Regions from separate parts of the Mus musculus genome. Here region 1 is linked to region 2. Evidence: chromatin loops called from intact Hi-C (ENCODE). Cell type or tissue: left cerebral cortex. All regions are shown on one strand.

Region 1 (8,000 bases), 190 kb after region 2:
TATATAACCAGTCTGTTAGTCTATGTCTTTTTATTGGGGAATTGAGACCATTAATATTAAGAAATATTAAGGAAAAGTAATTGTTACTTCCTGTTATTTTTGTTGTTAAAGTTGGGATTTTGTTCTTGTGGCTATCCTCTTTTAGGATTGTTGAAGAATTACTTTTTTCCTTTTTCTAGGGTGTCATTTCCCTCCTTGTGTTGGAGTTTTCCCTTTATTATCCTTTGAAGGGCTGGATTCATGGAAAGATATTTTGTGAATTTGTTTTTGTCATGGAATACTTTCGTTTCTCCATCTATGGTAATTGAGAGTTTTGCTGGGTAGTAACCTGGGCTGGCATTTGTGTTCTCTTGGGGTCTGTATAACATCTGTCCAGGATCTTCTGGCTTTCATAGTCTCTGGTTTGAAGTCTGGTGTAACTTGAATCGTTCTGCCTTTATATGATACTTGACCTTTTTCCCTTACTGATTTTAATATTCTATCTTTATTTAGTGTATTTGTTGTTCTGATTATTATGTGTCGAGTGGAATTTCTTTTCTGGCCCAGTCTATTTGGAGTTCTGTAGGCTTCTTAAATGTTCATGGGCATCTCTCTCTTTAGGTTAGGGAAGTTTTCTTCTATAATTTTGTTGAAGATATTTACTGGCCCTTTAAGTTGAAAGTCTTCATTGTCATCTACTCCTATTATCCCTAGGTTTGGTCTTCTCATTGTGTCCTGGATTTCCTGGATGTTTTGAGTTAGGATCTTTTTGTGTTTTGTATTATCTTTGATTGTTGTGCCGATGTTCTCTATGGAATCTTCTGCACCTGAGATTCTCTCTTCCATCTCTTGTATTCTGTTGCTGATGATCGTATCTATGGTTCCTGATTTCTTTCCTAGGGTTTTTATATCCAGAGTTGTCTCCCTTTGTGATTTCTTTATTGTTTCTACTTCCATTTTTAGATCCTGAATGGTTTTGTTCAATTCTTTCACCTGTTTGATAGTGTTTTCCCGCAACTCTTTAAGGGATTTTTTTGTGTTTCTTCTTTAAGGACTTCTAGATGTTTACCTGTGTTCTCCTGTATTTCTTTAAGGGGGTTACTTATTTTCTTCTTAAATCGTCCATTATCATCATGAGAAGTGACTTTAGATCCATATCTTGCTTTTCTGGTGTGATGGTGTATCCAGGACTTTCTAAGGTGGGAGAGTTTGTTTCTGATGATGCAAAGTAACCGTGGTTTCTGTTGCTTTTGTTCTTATGTTTGCCTCCTGCCATCTGATTATCTCAAGTGCTTGCTGCCCTCAATGTATCTGATTGGAGCCTGTCCTTCCTATAATCCTGCTTGATTCAGGACTTCTCAGAGTCCAGCTTTCTCTGTGATCCTGTGATTCTGGAATCCTGTGGACCTGAGATTCTGGGTGTGTCAGAGTTCTTGGCAGTCAAGCTTCCTCTGAGACCCTGAGATCCTAGTGTGACCAAGCTCCTGTTATCCGAGGATCCTTAAGTCCTAGGATCTTGGCCATGTTACAGCACCTGGAAAGTGGTGTCTCCTCTGGGGACCATGGGGCTCTCTGATGTGTTTGAAACCAAGGTATACCAGCACTGATCAGAAGTAATCTGAGCATCTGGTCAGACAGGGCTCCTGTGTCCATGCTCCTGCTGTCACAGGCCCGTTACAATTGGTTTGGAACAGATGTTGTGTTCCACTCACCAGTGATCCTAAGATCCTGGGTGTGCTAGGGTGCCTGCGGCATGGAGAGCCCTCTGGGGACCGTGGGACCATCTGCCAGGCATACTTGTTAATATCTATTTAGAGAACTAATTTTCCAAGTCTATCAGCTCCCAGTAAAAGTAAGCTTTATATATGTTGCTATTATTTATCATGACTTATTCTTTTCAGGTTTAGTAGCATGCATTTTTCTTGACTGGGAATCTACCTGTTATTCTATTGCTTGAGATGATGAACTCTAAAAGCAGCATGTTCCTATCATGTTCCTTGTACATGCATAATGCAACACTGTCTCTGGGTGGTATTCCACAATTTTTTATGGTCATAAAAATAAAACATGGAAAGGTACTCAGTGTGTCCAGAACACAACTACTCTTATTTGCATCTCTTTGCTTCAGGATCAGAGTGTCTGATCCTGTGATCAATTCCCAATATTTGGTCTCTTATTTAAGCTTGTGAAGAGACATATTTTCAAATAACTTGTATCTTCAAAAATACCTTAAATTATTGAATCATCCAAAATATTTGATGTTTTGGTTTTGGTCTGTGTACTTGTGACATATTCTGATGAAAGAACAATGATGACACCTAAACAGATCAGAATGTGGTAAAGGGAATGACACAGATAGCAAATGAATGAATTGAATATGAATAATGAAAAAATATTCATGATAATTACCATCACTTCAGCATCTAGAGCTCAACATGGTTGACAGAACTCTACTGGCCATTGTCTACACATTGCCACCATTCACTGTCATAAAAATTCTACAGGGGCAAATTTTAAGTTTTAAGGCATTTTTCCTTATACACTCAATATTTCCCATATTGTCACATTACCTCACTTGGTGTGTGTGTGTGTGTGTGTGTGTGTGTGTGTGTGTGTGTGTGTGTGTGTGTGTGTAAAATTCCTCAGGTTGTTTATGAGTGATTGTGAGTAATTTTTCTGGGCACTGAGCCCAGTTTGGCTTGCTTTTCTCCTTATGCATATGTATCATGTCACAGATTGCTGAGAGAAGAATACCTGCTAGTTAGCATTATTATATATAGAATGGTTAAAATTGAACAAAAAGAGATGGAAAATCTCTATAGTTCCAGAATCAGTAATAGTAATGGAGTATAGCGTGCAAATGCATGTGGAGAAGTGACATGGGCTACAAGTATGCCGTTGCCTTTGGGTTGTTTCAGAAATGCATCTCCCAAGATATGTTCAGAAGCAAAAAGGAAAATTATTAGGTTCTAAAAGACTTGTTTTAAAAATGAACTTATATTCCAGCTCATCCCAACCAAAAGAAGCTCTGCTGGCCTAGTTATTGCATCACTCTGACTCTCATTGACCACCCAAATGAGAGAAGTGTTCATTAATTTCAAAAGAGATAAACTGCCCTAGGAAAGTATTCAGAGATGATATGAAGACAGTGTGACCTTTAGTTAAAAAATGTTCAGAAATTCTGACTATATTAAGCAGGCAGACAGAATGTCCATGGGGGATTAAAATCCCTTTCATTAGAAACATGAAAAGCAAAATTCATTCCACCGGCCAAGAAATATCCCTGTGGAGTTCTCAAGACCAGGCAAATACTAGCTAACTAATCAGTATTTTGAACTGAGTTACTCATGTGATAGACTGCATACAACACCAAGAGACAGTGACCTCATAATTGAAGCTGAGAGGATTGTGACCTGTGAATGCAGTGAACTTGCTCACTGTATCCTGACTGATTTTAATGCAAGTGTCAGACATGTATTGACTAGTTCAACGTGTCTGCCTTCTGTTCCTGTATACCTATACCATATTGTGGACTACAGTGGAAGAAGGTTATCTTTAGGGTCTGTTAGGGGAGATTACTGGATGTTAGTGCTTGGCGTGATGGCTGGAGATGCCTCCTGGTTTGTCCTTCCACTTTTGTTACAGACTGATGAATGATTGACACTTTTGTTTAAAATTATCTTTAACTATTTGTCTGTCTGAGTTAATTGCAAAATTTCAATACTTTCCTACTGATCAAGAATGAAAACCTGACCTGAGGGGGGAATTACTTTCATGTAACATTTGCTTTTTTTAGTTAAAATGTATCTTGAGGGTTTTCCAGTAATGTAATGTGTCACTGGAAGTTTTGTACCTAGTGAGAATGAATGTGTTCCCTGAATTTACACAAGTAAAAGAATAAAAATAGTCACAATGGAATAAATCATCCCACAAAGCAAATCTTTGGGATTCCTTTCAGAGAATTATGATCAAAGACCATGAACTTCATGATTTCCATGATCAAAGACATGAATAAAATATAATCGCAAAGCTTATTTTGAAACAAATCAAGAATATTTTTGACATAAGAAACTGAAAATCATAGCCCAGCTATAAGAACAAAGGAAATTCTGCTGACCATGTATCTGTGAAGTACAGACCATCACAGAGATGAAGGCCAGTGCTTGCTCCCCTCTGCTGCTGGTGGTCCTCTTCCCACATGCACTCCTCCATATCTTCATTCTAATATGAGACAGAAACTCTTTGTATCATTCTCACCCCCATACAAGTCAGATGGCAGGAAAGGGATATGTTACATAAATCTGTAACTGAGTATTACCACCTCATGTGACAGTGGTCTGATCAGGGAAATACAAGTTGCTTAGTTCCATACTCCAAAGTTGGAAACTGGGTTGAGTCACATCATTCATACAACATGAAGATAACTTTAGAAAACAAAAAGGCAAATGGAGGAAAATAAGAGCAGGCACTAATAAAGAAATATGTTCATCAGAGAATTCAGAGCACTTGCAACGAAGAATTTTTTAGTATATATTTTCTTTATTTACGTTTCAAATGTTATCCCCTTTTCTAGTTTCCCCTCTGAAAACCCCCTATCCCCTCCCCACCTGCCCACTCAAATTTAACAGAACCCACAGCCTCACACCCAGAAGTACATTCAGTAATATAATGATATGTTTATTTTTAAGATTACCGACATTTTCCTGCACAATTTAATCTGCTTTATGTTTAAGCTATAGGCTCACTTTAATTCATAAATGTATTCTTGGATAAAGCAATTTACTATTTAACATTATTCTATGAAGGCTTTTTATAAGTATCAGCATAGTTCTCATGCAAACTCTTCTGACCTAGAGAAAATACCTATCCCAGACAAGTACACTCTCTCTACTTTTAGAAAAATATGTTGATTGCAAAATGGATATATAAATACTTAGTTGGCAATAACATGTACTTAATATGATTTGCTCAATGTTTTTTGAGTAGCTTCCCTTCAACATAGCATTATGCATTGATTTTTTTGGTCACAAACTCCTAATGCTAACCTGAATTTTAAATCTTATCTTATATTTCTTTGACTAATGTTTCATCACTTATTTGACTAATTGCTAAATGGAATTTTAAAGGTTATAAATCAAGCTATTAGATTTAAATGTAACTTCAATGAATATATTCTTGAATATGAATCTTATACCTCCATTTCTTAAATGGTCTGAAATGCTTTTCAATATCCTTTAGAAAGATAATTCCATTTATATTTACAACCTAAATCTTCATAAATCTTGGCATTCAATTTGTTTTATTTTAAATACAGGAATTTACACATGTAGCTAAAATATCCAAAGTCTTATTTTTGTGTCAAAGAGATGGCTCAGCAGGTAAGGGCATCTACTCCTTTCAGAGCACCTAAGTTCAATTCCCAGCTCCAAATCAGTAACTTAGAATTCCAGTATCAAAGAGACCTTTAGTCTCCATAGCATCTGAACTCATTTGCACATATTCTCAGACACACATTTTTTTTAGCTTTTAAATCAATTAGTAGCATTAATACAATAAATTCTGCTTTCACTGTCTTGGACCAAATACTGTAAGTCAATTCTATGTTTTTAACCATTTCTTTATGAAATTTGAAATACCTTGCTAGGTGTCTATGTTTACAAATGAAAAAAGCAGATGATTCCATCAAGATTTCCCACATGGACAGAGGAAATAGACACATATAAGGAAAGATTATTAGAATTCTCTCAAATGAGTGTATAGGTAAAGAATTACCACAACAGGCTGGCATTTGCAAGCTGGAGAAACATGGAAGTTGGTAATATATCTCAGTTGAAGTTAGAAGCCTTCAGAACTAGAGAACCTAGGTCAAATATCCAAGAAGCCTCTTCCTCCTCCTCCTCCTCCTCCTCCTCCTCCTCCTCCTCCTCCTCCTCCTCCTCCTCCACCACCACCACCACCTTTGTCCACATCCTGAGGACTACAAGAATCAAAGTAGTCTGCTTTATATTACATTGTGTTAGGATGTTTGGCTTTAAAGATTTCTGTTGGCTTTGCTTACCTGCATTCCATTAAAAATTTTTAAATTAATTTTTGGCTTGGCCAGAATTTCTAACAACTTCTGAAATAAACCTAATATACTCCTGTCATTTTGTAATAGGTATTTCTTCAAAGTGAAGTCCTCAGCATTGGCAATTGCAAAATTAAAATATGGATGACTCTGAAAATATTGAAAATAGTCTATGTCCTACATATAGTATCAAATATTCACCCAATATTTAATTCTGTATTTAAAAATAAGCAAACATTTCCCTCATTAGTGTACAAATTTATTTTAATAATAATGAATGGTAAAATTGCATCTATACAACAGGATTATCTTAAAATAAATTCTTCATGATTGATTATCAATTCATTTTTATTTGATTACCTATTTTACATAAATATCCATTGGGTGTAACAGGATGGTGAGTTGAGAACATTTAAGATGTGACATTATATGCCACAAATATGGACAGTTAGTATATCTGTCTTAGTCACTGTTCTATTGCTGTGAAGATACAACATAACCAAGGCAAAAATAAAAATTGGGGTTGTTTACAGTTTCAGAGGTTCATCCACGATCATCATTAGTAGGGAGCATGTGACATGGAGGTAGACATGGTGATAGAGAAGGAGCAACTGAGTGTTGTATATCCTCTTCTTCTTCCTCCTCCTCCTCCTCCTCCGTAGGCAGTAGGAATAGAAAAACAATAGGCTTCGCATGGACTTTTGAAACCTCAAAGACCATTTGAGTGACACACTTCCTCCAACAAGGCCATCATCCCTCCTAATCCCTCTCATCCTTTCAAGTAGCGACCCTCCCTAGTGATTAAGCATTCAATTATATGAGCCTACGGAGACCTTTCTAATTTAGACTGCCATACAACTCATTAATATTTTTAAATATAAATTTGAAAATACCATTCTATTCTAGAAATACCCTAACATATATATGCATAAGTAATACCTAATATTATCTGGGTGTTCTCTCATCAGTCAAGTTGATGTGTAAAATAAACTGTTAGAGTAGTCCCACCTGCATGCACTAACCCTCCCAACATCACCATTCATTCTTAAAATACATCATTACACGTAGATTTTCAGGTCATTTTTCTTCAGGGCTATAAATCAAACCCAGAATTTTATGCTTTACCACTGAGCTACATCTCCAGAACCCTCTACCCCATTTGATTCCAGCAGAATCTATTACTTCTTCCAAATGAGAAGCAATTGGTTCACAGTCAGTTGTCCAGTGGTCTCATATGGTAGTTCTTTCCTCCTGCTTCTATTAATCACATCAAAGATTCTGCAATCAGGAGAAGCCATACAGTTCGCTGGCAGTATGAGGTGAAGACTGTATTTGAGATATAATAAAAACTCACAAAAATAAGACATAGAAGGCATAGGGGATGCATTCCACTAATTTTATAGTCTTATTTTTTCAGTATAAAATTTTTCCACATTGTTATTATTACACATATATGTGCATAAATATACAAATACAATTATGTGAATCCATTTGATGTTGCTTGTATGTATATGATTTCAGGGCTGGCACCTTGGTGTTACATAGCCAACTAAAGGGTCTCATGCATCTTTCTTATATCACTTAGTTGCCTATAGTTCTTTGTCCAGTGTTAGGGTCCCTGTGAGATTTTTCACTTACCTTAGCACTGTACTAGTGCTATCCTTGTCAGATCTTGTTTAAGTTGCCATATGGTTGAGGTATCATGAGTCATTTCAAAGAGATACTATCTAAAGCAGATTTCCACATTCTCTGAGTCTTATTATAAATGTATGTAATGGATCTGGGAACCCCATGAATAGTTTTTCTCTGCATTTGGACAAGTTGTGGCTTTCTTTGGTGGTCTCTGTTGCAAAGAGAAGTTTCCTTGATGAGGGTTGAAAGCTACGCTTGTCTGTGGGTGTAAGGGTTTTTTGAATACAGGTAGTTAAGTATGCTGTTTTAGAAAAGTGGTAGT
Region 2 (8,000 bases):
TTAAGTTATTTAAGCATGATGAACATTTATATCAGCATTTATATTGTGTTGCCATAGCAGCCATAGACAAGTGCTATCAGTCAATCACAGATCCAATATGTACAGACCTTTAGCATGGGCACTGGAAAGTCTGGGAACAACCTTATCAGTATTTCCTAAAGAAAATTTTTGGATGTGCAAATTGTACTAAAAAATCATTTTCCAGTTAAATAAGATTATCAAAAAATTAACATTTTAACACTTATCTGCTAAATAATGACTTAATGCACCATGGCAAACACAACAGATAACTTAGTGTCTTTGATCATCTGTGCCTTGAATCTTAACATCAAACAAAGCAGACACTGGATATTACCCAGGGCTGATAGCTGGCAAGAAATAAATAGCTTGAAAATGTAGAGAGGTGGTAAGATAATTAGCCATATTTCAGAGAGGCAAAAGAATTCAAACAGGGGTTAATGGGCTTGTGCCCTAGCATGGAGCTAAGAGAGGATGATTAAGATGCAGAGTTAATGAGGATGCTGATAAAAGTTAAAGTCAGAGATGAGATTAAGGAAATTAGAGAACTTGAAGATGGAGGATTTTCACAAGGTACTAGCAAAATATAAAGTAATTTCCCAAAGGATTACCCCTCAAGTTACTAAGCATAGTAATTCAATGTTAAATAAAATGTGATATAGTGCCATGCATTTTAATGTTAAAAAGAACCTAAGTCACTCAAAATAGCTAAGAAACATTTGAGACATTTTTGCTGAGCTACTATACAGTACTATGAATCTTTCTTTCTTAAGCCCTCATGGTTTTTTTCCTCAATTTCAGTCCTCCTCAGGTTACATTTTGCCTTCCACAAACATCAACACCTAAATTATATAAACACAATAAGCTCACTGTAACGGATTTAAACGTCAAGGTGCCACAACTTAGAATTGCCTAACCAGGGAGCTTTGACTGAAAAATTTTCTTGGTTTCCATAGTTGATATAAAATGGGCTACCTCATATGGGGGTGACACCTTTTAGTGGTAGCCCATGTGAAGAAGGAAATGAAAGTCCAGGTTGTTGCATGTAGTTTTAAAAGCATGCTACTGCCTTAGCCTAGGAGCTGCAACTAGCCCCTCAGACTTCTCTCCCATGCTCTGGGAGGGGTTGTGTTACCATCCCACTCATGAGGCCCTAAAATCTCTGGATAAAAAAACATACAGACAGCTTTATTATTTTAGAATTTGCTGGCTAAGCCCAATTGCTGGTACAGAGACCTCCTGCCTAGAAATGTGTGCCCTTATCAATTATTATCTCCATTTCTCTTCTTGTCCTAAACTTAGTGACCTGTACCAAATTGCCCCCACCAACATGCTTGATCCCCACTTGTAGGGAAGGCTGCAGACTCTAGCTGCACCTTAACATGACTGCTGTTTTCTTCTCATTCCAAAGCATGGCAGAAAACAGCCCTCTCTTTGTGTCTGTGTTTTCCTCCAGGGACCCAGAAGTGCCACTTGTACCTTCTGCCCAGCAATTGGCTCCCTGCCTTCTTAGGTTACAAATCAAGAACCACTGAGGGAACTAGATCTTAGTATCAGCATCTCCCCTTATATGAGGTGGTCCTGGTACATGCCTTAATTCTAGGATTTGGAGGCAGAGAAAAGCAGGAGCTCTGACTGTAAAGCCAGAGATCTTCCTCCATGGTGAGGAACTAGAAGTTCTCAGGAAAAAGGGAGAAAGGGGGCACAGATGAAACAAGGGAGAAAGGAGGGTCCTGGGAACAAGGTAAAAATTTCAGTAAGAGCTTCAGGCAAGCCATGGGAGCTCTATCATAAGACACGGTCAAAACAGAAATAAAATGGTATGGAAGAAGAAAGATTATTCACTTTTGGCTCATTTTGCCCCCCTTGCTGCCAAGTTAATTTATTCTCATGCTGCTGCTGATGCCTTCAATGATACTAGGATCCTCATTCTACGCTTCCATTATCAACTTACGACCAGAAGTTTTCAAAGATTTTTCCAGGTCTTTCGCTCTAGAATGAGGGTATCCAGTTCCACGGGCTAAGCAACTGCTAGGTTCTCAGCCTTTCAGGTGTGAATCATTTGTTTTTATTAATTTGGTATAAGCTAATTAAATAAATTATGAACACATATAAACTATATACCTGGGAATGGCTACTTTATTTGGGCTTGATATTTACTCATTCTAGTCTCTTTATAATACCAAGAACTTAGACATCATCTCCATATAAAATCTATCCTAAATTCACACTCTATTTTAGAAGAAATATCTACATCTGTATGGATGTAGCACTTGTCAATAATATATCTGGTGGTCTATGATGCAGGCAGGAAATAGGAATTGGGACATCTGGGTGTCAGGAAGGATTCCGGGAGAGCACCAGACAGGAGATTCACCTGACAAAATATGACGAGATGGATGCATGATATCTGCACACAGGTAACCTGCCACATGGTAAAATATAGTTTAAGGAGAAATGAGTTATTTTAAGTTATGTCCAGTCAGAAAAGAGCCTTGCTATTTGGCCAAGGTATTTGTAGATATATTTTGTGTCTGAGTCTTATTTCTTGTAGCATGGGGCTGGGAGGAAGAATCAGGACCTAACTTCAATACTATCTAGAGGAGTGATTTGCTTCTTCATTCTGATCCTAAACCCAGCAAGGCTTCTCCAAGATCAGCAAGAACAGTGAGAAGGTAAACAGTGTTTTATTAACCTAGTTTCCTGGTCGGTCTATATACTTAGTAAATAGTTGTTCCCCAATTCCATGGACAGATCATATTTTACATGTATAACTCTATAAGTAGGGTTTCAAATATTTTTTTCTATCAAAATAGTTTTCATAGGTACCATGTAGCCATTACTTGCTTGCCAGATACCAACTGCCCTCAATGAATCAATACCACAGTCACCCTGTAGGCTACACATTTTTCTTCCAAGTTTACAAATGAAGAAGGCAAGTGTTTTGATATTAGTCATCTCAGTGTGCTTTTAGTTTTGAATTTGTTAAAGTATACTACTGGGAGTTTTCAAGGTTCTTCTCATATTTGGTTTTGGCTCTCATTTCTCTCTTCTCTCTAACTTCGCTCCCAGGATTCTCCTTTCCTCCTTTGTTTCACCTGTGTCCCTTTTAATCCTTTTTCCTGAGCACTTCTAGTTCCTCTACCATTGTCATCTACCTAGTTTTATATTTCCTACCCACTCTGACACCCCCTTACTTGTATACCTGCAAACATTAAAACTTAGGCTCCTTAGGAAAAGAAGACATAACTTTTGTTTGGATCAGGGTAACCTCACTGAAGAAAATCCTTTCGGTATCCATCTCTTTTCCATATTCCATTACTGTCATTATCCATTCATCAGTTGATGAATACCTAGTCTGTTTCCACATCCTAGCAATTGTGAATAGAGCATCCAGGAACACGGATGAGCATGTATATTTGCCATAATATAAAGAGTCCTTTGGGTATGTTGCCAAGAATACGTTTCCAACTATGTCATATGGTAGTTCCATATATTTTTTAAAGAAACTGTTTTTTGGAGTGACTGCACAAGTTTATACTCCCACTAGCAGTGAATAAGGTTCTTCTTTTCCCCCACATTTCTGTCAGCACTTGTGATTTGTTTTCTTGATCTTAACCATTCTGACTGTGATGAGATGGAGTTTCAAAATGATTTTAATTTGCATTTAACAGATGGCTAAGGATGTTGAACATTTAAAGAAAATATTTATTGGCCATTTATGTCTGTTCTTTTAAAAACTGTTCATTTCATTATCTCATCTATTGACAGGCATTTTTCTTTTTGCATGGGTGGGGCATAAATTTATGTTTCATCGTTTTTTAAATATATTCTAAATATAAAACACTCATTTTATACGTGGCTGGAAATTTTTCTTTCTCAGTCTATAAGCTGTTCACTCTGTAGATAGTTTCCATTGTTATATATGAACTTAAATTTTATGTGTCCCTATTTATTAGAATCCCAGGGCTATTTTCTGTGCTAGTTAGGAACTGTTGAGAAAATTCTTAACTGCAGAACATTTTATATGCTTTCCTTCAGCATTTTCAAGTTTTGAATTAAGTTCTTTGGCTCATTTTCATTTTTGCGTAAAGATGAGTCATCTAAATGTAATTTCTGTAGGTGGATATCCAGTTAGCATGGTGTGGTGTGGTGTGGTGTGGTGTGGTGTGGTGTGGTGTGGTGTGGTGTAGGGTGGGGTGGGGTGGTGTGCTGTAGTGTGCTGTGGTGTGCTGTGGTGTGCTATGTGTTTGTGTGTGTGTGTATACTACTTGCACACATGTGTATGTGTCTATACCAATTCTTCCCTACAGAAACAAGAACAGCAGTGTGCACCATTATTTACCACTCTCCTCTTTGTTTCTTGTTCATTTATTTTTGATTAATTTATTTATATTCTTTACAGTGAATCCCACCCTCTCTTCTCTCTTCCCAGTGCCGACACCTCCCAATTCCAGCCTCACACACCTTTCTCTCATCCCCCCTTCCCTTTCTTCAAAGAAAGAGAAACCTCCAGGTACCAACGTATCCTGGCACATCAAGTCTCATCAGGGATAAGTTCATCCTCTTCCTTGCGGCCAGACAAGGCAGCCCAGCTAGGGGAAAGGAATGGGAAAGCACAATAATTCCAGTTGTTGGGAAGCCACATAAAGACCAATTTGTACATCCGCTACATATGTGTAGACAGCTAAAGTCCAGTCTATGCATGCTTTTTGTTTGTGGCTCCATCCCTCAGGCCTCATAGGCCCAGGTACGTTGGCTCTAGAGGTCTTCTTGTAGTCTCTGTGACTCTCCATCTCTCTCAGTCTTTCCCCCTAATTCTTTCATAAGACTCCCTGAGCTCTGCTTAATTTTTGGCTATGGGTCTCTGCATCTGTTTCTGTCAGCTGTTGGATGAAGTCTCTCAGATGACAGTTGTACTAGGCTTCTGTCTTCAAGCATAGCAGAGCATCGTTAATAGTGTCAGGTGTTGCATTTTTCTTATGGTATAGGTCTCAAGTTGGGTAAGTCATCTGTTAGCTATTTCCTCAATCTCTGCTCCAACTTTTTCCTTGTACATCTTGTAGGCAAGGCAATTTTTGGGTCAAGGTTTTTGTAGGTAGTTTGATATCCTCCTCCCTCCACTGGAAGTCCAAAGCAAGATTTTTCCTGTGCCTAGAGCCTGTACTTTTAGGCTAAGTTAGCGCACACCAAGCCCTCATAGTCCTTCCAAACTCAAGTTTCTCAGGCAAGTGCTGCAAGCACTTACCTTCTAAGCCATCTCAACAGCCCCACCACGCTGAGGCATTTCATCACACTGATGAGAGAAGTAACTTACACAACTACAATCAAAAAAGAAAATTCACCCCTCAGTGTGGGGGGACGTGCTGACACTAAAGTCTGATTCCATAGTTGGTTCTTGATATGGTAAATTAAGAAGGTGGGAGCCAATTGCTGGGCAAAGGGTATAGCTAGGAATTCTGGGTCCCAGGAGGAAATGGAGATGTGAGAAAAGAGAAGGGGCTTTTTGGCTATGCCTTGAAAGGAGAACCACAAAACAATCATGTAAGACCTTGGGGAAGCTAGAACCAGTGGCCAAGGAGACTGGCAGAGGCTGACTGATATTAGCCTGCAGAATAGGTTAAGACAAGAGATTGTGAACCTAGCAATTGTGCTATTAGACAATTCTAAAATAATAAAGCAGTGAATTTTTCATCCATGGAACAAAGGTAGGCAGAGAGAGAGAAAAGTCAGGACAATAGCTGGTGGCTTGGTGAAGCTAGCCAAGAGGAATGAAAGAGAAGCTGAGAGGGAGCCAGAGGAGCAAAAACAACTCTCAGCTTTCCAAGTTTGGGGGATAGTTGTCATGGAACCTGGGCTAAGCTGGGTGGAGTAAAGGGAACTGGAAGAGGTGAAAGCATGGGCTCAGCACCCATGAAAAGTGGTAGCATGTTTTTAAAATTATACCCAACACCTCAGTAAGAGGGAAAGCATGCCTGGTTCTGGAAAAATAGGAAAGTACTCAGTGTGAATGAAGTCATAGTTATTGAAGAAGAATCTACAACCACTAATTTACTAAACCATCATAATTGCTAATAAAAATCTGTATTTTTTCTTATACCCACACACAAGTAGAACCTTCACCTCTCACCAAAAGTGTCTATTTGCAACAGAAGATACCATTACAGAAACAGCACTCAATCAAAACATGGGGTTATGGAGCCCAGTCCCAACAGCTACATCTACAAAACAAGCCCACACCTAAGGCTCAGGGAACATTGTGAGGGAGCAGAAAAATTTTAAGTATCAGACAGTTTGCTCTGAAATTGTTTCTCCTAGAACTAACAAAAACTATACATATAAACTCTCATTAACGTCTAAACTTGATGAATTATCTCATTAACTGCCTAAACTTGAGCTGAACAGAAATGACACTATTGACATACTAAATTGGATGGGAAAAAGCCCAAAGAGTTTTGGTTACCTACACACACACACACACACACACACACACACACACACACGCTCACATGAATGCTCACATGCATGCACCTACGCACAAAGTATAGGCAACTGAGAAAAGCTGGAAGAAGGAGCGGTTGTCTCGCTCAGGGAAGAGCATACCAATTATTTCTCCAGTGTCAAACTATCAACCTTAAAGACATAGATAGTAGTAACATTATATTATTATATAATGGTTATATTTTGGAAAATATATATGCATACATGAATTCAATCAAACTTGATGAGGGAGAAAAGGCCATTGATTTGAAGGAGAATTGGAGAAGGTGGGCTTGAAAGGAGAAAAGGGGAGGAAAAATGAAAGTAAAAATGCTAGAGTCAGTCTTGGGGGAGAAGCTTTATAAATTGTTGGTACAAATTTAAATTATTATATCTACCCTGTGATACAGTATGGAATTTCTTTAACACCTACAAAAAGATCAGAGATACCTCTCCTGGGAGTGTAACAATGAAAAGAAACAAACTTAAAGGCATACCTCCTTCTGCTACAGCCATATTGACAATAGATAGATTATGCAATCAGACTAGATGCCAGTGAACAAATGAATGGATGATGAAAAAATGGTAAAATTAGAAATGGAGAATTACTCACCCATAAAGAGAGAGTAAAAATCCACAAAAATTACAAAAGAAAGTATACAGCCAGGGAAATCCATATGAAACAATATAATCCAAGAACAGAACAAGTAAAACATTCCTCTAATAGTTAGATACCAGATAAAGCATCTCAAATTAATATGCGGGAATGGAATGAGAGTAACAAGTCGGGGAGAAGAGGGGAGTTTGGTAAGATAGATTATTGAGAGGATAAATTCTACGAAAAAAAATCTAGAAAAGAAAAGAAAAGAAATAGTAGAAATATATTCAGAACTAGAAACTATGAATGTCTGGTAAGAAATCAGTGACTGAAAGAAACATATCAGATTGTGGAGAGATGACTCATCAGATAAGATCACTGACATCTTGCACAAAAACCTCAGCTCAATTTCCAACTGCTACTTAGTAGCTCACAACTGTCTGTACCTTGAGTCCCTGGGGATCTAAGACCCTTTTTCTGCCTTCTACATGCACTATATGTGCACCCAGTGCACAGTCATATGTGCTGGCAAAACACTCATACACATTAACTTAAAGAAAAAAGAAAGAAAGAAAAAAGGAAGGGAGGGAGGGAGGGAAGGAGGGAGGGAGGGAGGGAGGGAGGAAGGAAGGAAGGAAGGAAGGAAGGAAGGAACAAAACATCCATGGAAGGAGTTACAGAGACAAAGTTTGGAGCTGAGACAAAAGGATGGACCATGTAGAGACTGCCATATCCAGGGATCCACCCCATAATCAGCATCCAAACACTGACACCATCGCATACACTAGCAAGATTTTATCGAAAGGACCCAGATGTAGCTGTCTCTTGTGAGACTATGCCGGGGCCTAGCAAACACAGAAGTGGATGCTCACAGTCAGCTAATGGATGGATCACAGGGCTCCCA

The links. Hi-C counts contacts between places; a loop is a spot of excess contacts. Peaks named below come from ENCODE experiments on the same cell type or tissue, not always from the same donor. Only the 100,000 strongest peaks of a DNase experiment are listed, where the experiment ranks them.
Region 1: a loop joins it to region 2, with 4 times the contacts of the local background. A loop is called at or near these places in 3 of 42 quality-filtered maps.

The regions. Positions count from the first base shown.
Region 1 is chr17:54,363,497-54,371,496 of GRCm38, reverse strand. 1700025K24Rik (RIKEN cDNA 1700025K24 gene) reads left to right here and starts at 1,423. Exons shown (of 3, transcript NR_045825.1): 1 at 1,423-1,571. In left cerebral cortex, no CTCF peak of the experiment used is centred here; DNase peaks (open chromatin) are centred at 2,668, 3,400, 4,260 and 7,797; H3K27ac peaks cover 111 bases.
Region 2 is chr17:54,555,843-54,563,842 of GRCm38, reverse strand. No RefSeq gene overlaps it. Among named protein-coding and RNA genes, the nearest start is that of Gm26291, 92 kb to the left of the region's middle. In left cerebral cortex, no CTCF peak of the experiment used is centred here; DNase peaks (open chromatin) are centred at 3,556 and 4,165.